2 separate regions of the Homo sapiens genome follow, and region 1 is linked to region 2. Evidence: read pairs that join two places in POLR2A ChIA-PET (ENCODE). Cell type or tissue: MCF 10A. All regions are shown on one strand. Each heading gives the region's core, and the rest is flanking DNA. Links, peaks and the distances in the headings are about the cores only. Region 1 has its middle 51 kb from the start of CNIH3-AS2. Region 2 overlaps LINC02765 (long intergenic non-protein coding RNA 2765).

Region 1 (4,390 bases), core at 299-4,298, 900 kb after region 2:
TAAAAATAGAGGCACAGTGGATGCCTGCACAATCACACACTCTCTCGTTTGGGTGCTCTGCATCATCACAAGTTATATTTAGGTTGGTGCAAAAGTAATTTTAATGGCAAAAAAATGCAATTGCTTTTGCACCAACCTAATACAAAAGGCAGACTAGGAGTAAAGATAGTGATCTGCTCACTGCCTGCTCTTGGGGTATCTTCTGGTCCAAATGCTATAAATCTCAGGACACAGGCATGGGCAAAGACTTCATGTCTAAAATACCGAAAGCAATGGCAACAAAAGCCAAAATTGACAAATGGGATCTAATTAAACTAAAGCGCTTCTGCACAGTAAAAGAAATTATCATCAGAGTGAACAGGCAACCTACAGAATGGGAGAAAATTTTTGCAATCTATCCATCTGACAAAGGGCTAATGTCCAGAATCTACAAAGAACTTAAACAAATTTACAAGAAAAAAACAAACAAACCCATCAAAAAGTGGGTAAAGGATATAAACAGGCACTTCTCAAAAGAAGACATTTATGCAGCCAACAAACATATGAAAAAATGCTCATCATCACTGGTCATTAGAGAAATGCAAATCAAAACCACAATGAGATACCATCTCATGCCAGTTAGAATGGCGATCATTACAAAGTCAGGAAACAACTGATGCTGGAGAGGATGTGGAGAAATAGGAACGCTTTTACACTGTTGGTGGGAGTGTAATTAGTTCAATCATTGTAGAAGACAGTGTGGCGATTCCTCAAGGATCTAGAACTAGAAATACCATTTGACCCAGCAATCCCATTACTGGGTATATACCCAAAGAATTATATATCATTCTACTGTAAAGACACATGCACATGTGTGTTTGTTGTGCCACTATTCACAATAGCAAAGACTTGGAATCAACCCAAATATCCATCAATAATAGACTAGATAGAGAAAATGTGGCACATATGCACCATGGAATACTATGCAGCCATAAAAAATGATGAGTTCATGTCCTTTGCATGGACATGGATGAAGCTGGAAACCATCATTCTCAGCGAACTATCACAGGAACAGAAAACCAAACACCACATGTTCTCACTCATAAGTGGGAGTTGAGGAAGAAGAGCATAGACACAGGGAAGGGAATATCACACACCAGGGTCTGTCAGGGGATGGGGGATAGGGGAGGGATAGCATTAGGAGAAATACCTAATGTAGATGACGGGTTGATGGGTGCAGCAAACCACCATGGCACATGTATACCTATGTAACAAAACTTCATGTTCTGCACATGTACCCCAGAACTTAAAGTATAATTTAAAAAAAAAAGAAGAAGAAATTAAACTCATGCTTAATCCTGAAAAAAAAAATAAAGGAAAGAAAACATCTGTGACACAAAAGAGCCCCAAACCAAAGAGAGTTGCAAGTAATGCTGACCTTTTAGTAATAAAGGCTCTGGCACTGGTCTCTCCAGTTTGGCTTTGCTTTATAACCAGGAGGCAACTGGAAAACAAACAAAACATACAAGGTTTTATCACTTCATTCAAACAGACTTCAGAGAAGTGGCATCCAGGTATACTATAGAGATAATCAAATTCTATTGTTTGTCTAAGAGTCCACTGAATTTCTAAGTTAATTAAAGCAATGGGGAGAGAATAAAAAAAAAAAAACAGAAAGCCAGGCAAGGACTGTGTTTTCACTGGTGCTCCAGAAGATTCAGCAAGAAACAAGGGAGAGGAGAAAGGGAAACGAGCTGGCCAGACCTTCTCAGTGTGAGGGAAGCAAAGAATCACCGAGATGGTCCATTCATCTGCTCAACCACTGAGCACCCAGTGTGCACCAAGCTCTGTGCTGGAAAAATAAACACATAATTCCCTACCTCATGGAGAATGTAGCTCAGTAGGGGAAAGTCAGAAGCAAGTTGGCAATATGTGGTGTACAGGAGAAGCAGGGGCTGCCACGGGAGCACACAGCACCAGGCCTGGGGGCTCAGAAAAGCCTCCCCACAGGAAGCAACAGTGAATCTCAGACTCTCCTGCAGAGTAAGACCAGTTGGCCTGACATAGTGCATAGTGGGCTGAGGGAGGGGAGTATGAAGCAAGAGGAGAAAGCCTCAATCTGGAGAACAGCAAGCGTAGGGCTCAGGGAGCAAGCATGGGGTACAGGAAAAGGACAACTAGGTCAGAAGGCCTGGAGCAAAGAATGCAAGCAGGGTGGTGTCGGGTTCGCCACCTCTAAATATTATGCTCTCCATGGCTTCAGGCCCGCTGGACAAACCCAGGCAATGAACAGCCTCAGACCTGGAGAGCAGAACTCCTGACTCATACAGCTCATCTATCTTTGCACAGTGCCTTGTGTTCTTGCAGTCACACTCTTGGTTGCAGACACAATGCCAGCCGGAAATATGGCTGTGACAGGACAGTGACTCAGAGTATACAGTTGGGCAATGAGAACTTAAACCATAACTATAAGACTTTTTGCAAGAAAAACCTATTAGACAGAGACATACACACACTCAGATCAGCTACCCTAGCAACTCCTCCATTATATATTAAGAGGAGACCTCAAGCATTGCAAAATCTATTTGGGGGAATGGGGACCAGTTTTATTGCCTGCCTGTTCTTGAGAAAACTTGTGATAAATGGAATCAACTGAACCTTTTTTATTTTCAAATCTGCTCACACATAGCCTTAGGGTCATTTGTGATGTGAGACTGAAGGGGACTGGGATGCAGTGGATGACAGCTGCCCACCATCTGTCTGGTCCTAAACCATCCACCTTCCCACTGTAACTGCTCAGGCCCTCCTAGCCAGAGGCCTGTCAGGAGCCAATTGAGCTGTATCTATCCAGGTATCGTTACACATTTGTTTCAGTTGTGATTATTCTTTCTGGCAGACAAAGCCATCCTTGTGGAAGGTAGAGCAGGACAATCCCACCCAGGCACATGAACCAGGCAGCTGGCAGAGTGCATTGAGGTGGCTCTGCCATCTGCTGCTCAGAAGGAAGGGCCTGAGGCTCACACATGCCTCCAAAGCATGTAAACCCCAGACTTCACCAAACCAAGTGGTAACACCTCCATCCAAGTATCGTCAGCCCTTCTGGTCACATGGATGCATTGTGTGATTTCTCATCCTCTTCAAGTTTTAACCCTTGTCATTCACTTTGACCTGATAAAAATGCTGGGTTGCCAGTGGGAGGGGTTGAGAATAGGAAGCAAAGAGACTTCATAGTACGATTTGTCTTGCACTGGAGACAAATCAAGCCCTGGGATGGCCTTAGCCTCTTCTGTCCAGAGACGGTCCTGCTGAAAATAATAGATTTTATTCCTCAAAAAATTCATGTCATGGTTAGAGCTAAATCATTCTCCATTTTCGTCATTTTAGAAAACCAGAGATATAGTTCAAACTGGTAGTGACACCTTCTTCTACCACTCTGTGCCACCAGTGCCTAGCACACAAGCAGGTATTTATAAACAGTTATTGATACTATGTGATGAATTACTAGCACACAAGCCTGCTTATTTAGAAAAGGAAATTCTACAAAATCAAAGATCTAGAAGCACAGGTATGGACTATCCAGTAGAGAGTACACTTCAATATGTGGCTGCTCAAGAAGCCACTTATCAAATCAAACATAAGTGTGACTCTCATCACATGGGTCTTTTCAAAGTGGGGACCTATTCCTTTCCAGGATCTCACCTATTAGAAAAATGTATATTCACCCTATAGATTTTGTTTAAGATTCTGTCCTCTCTGTGGGGAGATATTTGGAGTTGTCACTCAGCAGCAGAGATCTGGAGGGACCAGATGGCTGGTAAAACAGGAGGCTATTCTCAATCCAGGGCCAACAGGAAAGCTGGAAGACAGAGCCCAAATTTAGTTTGAAACCTGATGCCCAACAGTATAAAATTAGAAATTCCTTTGAACCATCTGGTTCTTTTAAATAAATACCTGTTTGTCCAATCCTAGAATGGAAGGAGCTTCAAAGTCTAGCTCCCTTCCCTAAGACACAACATCTGTCCCATCCGTACTGAACAGCAGCCACGGGAGATACTTAATACTGGCTAGCTGACAGAGCCTAGGCTAATGGATGCCAATCTTAAGTACTCTAAAGTTCTTCAGAATCTTTCTAATTCCAATATCTCTTTCACTCTTCTCTTCCAACCACCAAATCCCCTCTTCTCACTCTCCCTGAGGCTAGAATACACACACACACACACACACACACACACACACACACACCCCGTCTAAAATATTTCAATGTAGTATTGTCCTTCTTCTGCCAACCCACCCATAACGATCATTCCTTCTCTACATTGCTCTACTTTCTATTGTCCTTCTCTCCCCTTCTCTGACAGTGATACGATTTATCCATAACCCCCCAAAAATCAACACTTCACACCCTTGTGAG
Region 2 (4,390 bases), core at 107-4,106:
GGTGTCAGGTCAGATTTGGCCCTGGGGCTGCAGTTCCAGTCTACAGAATAAGGTGTGCTCAGCTCAGCAGTGCAGTGAGCATTTTGGGTGTGGTTCTTTTTTACCTCTTCAGTGTCTCACCTGCCACACCCACTACCACTCCCCACCGCCACACCCTGTGCCAACTCCTTGTCCCTGGAAGTTGCCCAGAGGCCTTCTGCTTCCTTGGGGTCTTTGCACAGGATGTGTTCTCATCCTGCAGACCTGGCTGCCTGATTCTCCACCTGAAAATCTCCCACTTGCTTCTACAGATTCAGCCCACCCCTCTCAGGGGCCTTGCCAAGAACTGCTCCTTCAGCCCTGTCCCCTCACAGGCTTTATCCTGCTTGGCCTCTGAGCAGCACCAGGCCCTGTGCACCTCTCCCCTCCCCTCCCTCCTCTTCCTTGGGAGGCTGTTTTGCCTGTTTTCCTCCCGCCTCCCTGACTGCTCCTGCTCCACCCCCTTCCACTGTGTTCTCAGCTGCTGATGCTTCTTTCTGCCTCTTCTTCAGCCCCTTCATCTCTCTTCCTCGGGGTGACCTGCACCCCCATGACCTCACTCCCCACCTGGTTACTGATGGCTCCCAGATCCACGCCTCCAGCTGGGCCTCTGCAGAGCATGATCCCACCAGACACTCCACGCGGCAGGGGCTGTTCAGACTCACTGCTTTTCTCCCCACGCCTGTGCTTCCTCCTGAAATCCCCCTCTGTAAGATGGCATTGCTCTAGGACTGACAGGTTTGCACGCCCGCTGTGCAGTAACAGGCCAATTACATCGAGACAGCAGGGAAATAATAGCAGGGCACCAAGCCAGGAGATGGGAGGAAGCCCTGAAATTCATCTCCCTGAGGAGTTCTGGGCTGGGATTTTTAAGGGGATCATGGAGGGTGAGGGGTTGGGAGACTGGGGTCTTTGATTGGTTGGAGTGAGGGGAATGAAGCCACCAGGAGGTGGAAACTCCATTCTTTGTGAGTCTGTTCCCGTGGGGTCCTTGAGACCAGCTGACATCAGTAGTGTCACTGGTGTGCAAGGACCTAAAAGAATATCTCAAATGGAAAACTTACCATTTTATAGTGTTCAAGTTGTTATCTATAGAACAGTGACGGGGAACCTTAATCTTGTCACGGGGTCTACGTGATTTTAGGGCAATAGGCAAACACCTCTGAGGAAGCGGGTCTGGGAGCGGGCTGGCCTCGTGCCAAACGCTGGATGTGCTGCCAGCTGGGTTTATTTTCCTTCCCCCCTCCCTACTTCCCGGGTTCATTTTATAAAGCTTATAGGGATGGTCGCAGCATCTGAGGTGAACACATTTTGGGAGCATCTTTCTAGTCCACAGCAAACCCCTTAGCCAGAGCAGTCCTCCACCGTTGCCCAGTGAGACCCTCCCTCACTGGTCTGTGTCACTGCTCCAGGTTCAATGAGACCCTCCACCCAGATGAGCATGAGCCCAGCCAGGGTGGGCTGTTCAGTTTCTTCCCTGGGAATCTGGAGCTGGATTGAGCTGGTCTGCAGGTAAATGGGCTTTTATTGCGTGAGGGGGATATGGGAGAGGCTGTTCCCACCACCATGGGCCCTGGGACAGCAGCGGCTGTGGGTTGGAGAGAGCGGGGAAGGCAAGCTGCGCAGGCAGGGTCAAAAGAGGGAGGTGGCCCCGGGCTCCAGGCCCCCTGAGGCAGGCCATGGGGTGGCAGGGTAGGGGCAGTGCTCCTGTTGTCTGGATGTTGAAGGAGGTCCTGGGAGATGAGTGATGTGGCCCCATGGCCAGTCATCCAGACTTTCCAGCCCCAGCCACCTTGACCCTCCTTCCCTCAACACCTTCTCTTGCCCTTGAGCTGCTGCTCCCGACAAGTAGGTAGGTCCCCAAGTCACCAGATATTCTGTCATGCTTTAGGTGACTAGACCCCCACATCCCAGCAGCTGTGCTCCCTGGCTGCTCCTGAAGAGTTGCCAGCCCCCTCCCTGGCCCTCACCAGTCCTGACAAAGGGGCTGAGGGGACAGGGGCAGGACTGGTCTGCTGGGTCCAGGGTGGCTTGGGGCCAGGCCGTTCTGTATCCTGGTTTTATAAAACGAAGCTGTGCTGCTCCTTCAGGCGATGGGGCGGGGCAGAGGGGGCACAGACTCCTCCTGACATCTCTGGCTTTGGGACAAAACAATTTACCCGGTGGACTCTTCTAGCCTGGTCTGAGAGCCCAGCAGGCTCGAGACACTGCAACCTGGCCTGGCCGTGGGCAGGCAGGGAGTGGAGGTTGCGGCATCGTCTGGGCAGAGGAGCTGGGGCGTTTGCCAGAAGTCTCCAACGGGCCATCTGGTCCCAGAGAGCAGAGCACACAGCCTCAAGAAATACGAGAAAGGCGGCAGGGGCAGGTGAGCTACAAAGAGGGCTCCCCTGGGCAGTTTCATTTTTAGGGGATTGTTTCATATATCTTCGGACCTTCAGGGTTTTAATATGTTTGAAGCTGTGCAGTGAAGCCCAAGGTCCTCTATGTGACCTTGCAACCCCTCTGGGCCTTGGCCAGCTGCCGCTCTGCCCCTTGCCTGCCCTCCAGACTCTGGTAAACATCAGCAAACCTGGATGGAGAGGAACCGTGGATGAGGATGAAGTGGGGAGTAGGTCCTCCAAATCCTTCCAAAGCCACCTCATCCTTCCAGCTAGCTCCAGGCAGGAGCAGCAAGCTCCCTGTGCTGTCCTGCATCAAACAGGCAAGGACAGCTGGACACGGAGAGAAGAGGCTGCAGGAGAAATGAAATTACCTCCACAGCCCAGGCAAGACAGCAGCCAGGGGTGCCTATCTGCCAGCTGTGCAGGAAAGACCCCTTCCCCACCATCCCCCGCTGGTCGGGGAGAGCCACACTTGCTTTTACTTATACTCAGTAGGTGTGATTAGCAATGCGAGTCTGGGAAGTTTTTTTCTCGAACTAGAAACCTTGGGTGGCACCCTTGTTGGGGTAACAGTGAGAGGTGTGGGTGACAGAGGGGAGGGGCCTTGATGCTTCCTTGCTCTTGGCAGGGGGAGCTGGCTGGTGGATGATTCATTCATTCAGTAATTGTTTATCTAGAGGAAATGATGGGCAAAGGCCCTGTGGGGTGGGCAGTGTCATATGAGGTGTCAGGAGGTGGCTGCAAAGGAGAGGAGCTTGCAGGGGTTAAGGCAGCTGAGGGACCTTAACCCGAGGTGGCACCTGGCTTAGCTCTCATAGCTGTGGTTGCTGCTTTTACGGTAGATTAGATTTTCCTGAAGCATGGCAAGAAAGAATAGTTGGGACAGGCTAGGTTTCTGAGCAGAATGCAACCTTTGGCAAAACCCCATAAAATACTCTGTAGCTTAAAAAAAATCCCCAGACCTCAGCCAACTATAGTTATGCTCCTAAACCAGTTCAACAGAAGCCCTTACATGACTGCTGATCTGGGTGGCAGGTGGTGGCTGTCTGCACCCTAGGCTGCAGGGAGGATGGCCCCGGGAGCCCCCAGACCACAGACACCAACAGAGGCCCGGGGTGGGGTGGGCGGTACCAGAGGCAGCTGCCGAGGACTCTTGGAGATGCTCCCTCTGCTCCTCCTTTTGCCACCAGGGGCCTGAAAAAGGATTTCCTTCCGTGGGAAAATCCAGATCGGCCTCCCTGTCACCTCTTCTTCACCCTCATTCGTTCCTCCCCCTGGGATAATCTGACTGTGCCTGTTCAGCTCTGTGGCTAAACAGAGTGGATCCTGTCAGTCCTCACCCTACGGATCGCTGAGGTCCTGCACCTTTCGCTTGGCCATGCTCAGCTCCGGGGCTCCCACCCGCCTTGCCTTTACCCCGGGACTGCTCTCCGCCTCCGTGGCTGGGTCCTGTCCTCGGGCTCCCTTCTTCAGTAGCAAGGACCTTAGGTCCTCATCCTTGAGCCTCTTCTCTCCCAAACAGACCCTTGTACCTGAGCTTGTCCACTCCCGAGGAGAACAGACATGTGCCCAGGCCTCGGAAATCTGTTGTTTCTAGGCTTCCTCTCTGTAAAGTTCCTGATTCATATAACTCATTGTAGGAATTGTGACTGGACATCCAGAGGCATCTCAACTCCATTGTGTCCCAAACTGAACTGGTCCCCTTTCCCCCACATCCCTGTCCCTCCTTCAGTATCCTCTACTCGGAGAGTAATGTCACCTCCTAAACACCCAGCCCAGAAGCCCTGGGGTCAGAGGAATGCAGGCTTTGGAGTCAACCACCAGACTCAAATCCTGGCTCTACCACCTCCTGTGTGATCCTAGCAAGTTCCTGAGCCTCTCTGTGCCTTAGTTTCCCAGATAGCATCAGCGCTCCTCTTATAGACTTCTAGTGAGGAAACAATGAGATATTCCATTAGAAGTGGCCATACAGATAGCGCTCAGTAAAAATG

Evidence for each region. Peaks named below come from ENCODE experiments on the same cell type or tissue, not always from the same donor. Only the 100,000 strongest peaks of a DNase experiment are listed, where the experiment ranks them.
Region 1: POLR2A ChIA-PET joins it to region 2 with 5 read pairs; 1 of 35 experiments calls an interaction of 5 or more read pairs at or near these places.

The regions. Positions count from the first base shown.
Region 1 is chr1:224,563,292-224,567,681 of GRCh38, reverse strand. It overlaps a transcript of CNIH3 not described here. Among named protein-coding and RNA genes, the nearest start is that of CNIH3-AS2, 51 kb to the left of the region's middle. In MCF 10A, for the core only: no CTCF peak of the experiment used is centred there; a DNase peak (open chromatin) is centred at 2,321.
Region 2 is chr1:225,459,534-225,463,923 of GRCh38, reverse strand. The region is part of intron 2 of LINC02765 (long intergenic non-protein coding RNA 2765); the gene reads left to right. Among named protein-coding and RNA genes, the nearest start is that of LINC02765, 6.0 kb to the left of the region's middle. RefSeq lists an enhancer at 2,750-3,431 and a silencer at 4,383-4,390. In MCF 10A, for the core only: no CTCF peak of the experiment used is centred there; DNase peaks (open chromatin) are centred at 803, 2,273 and 3,053.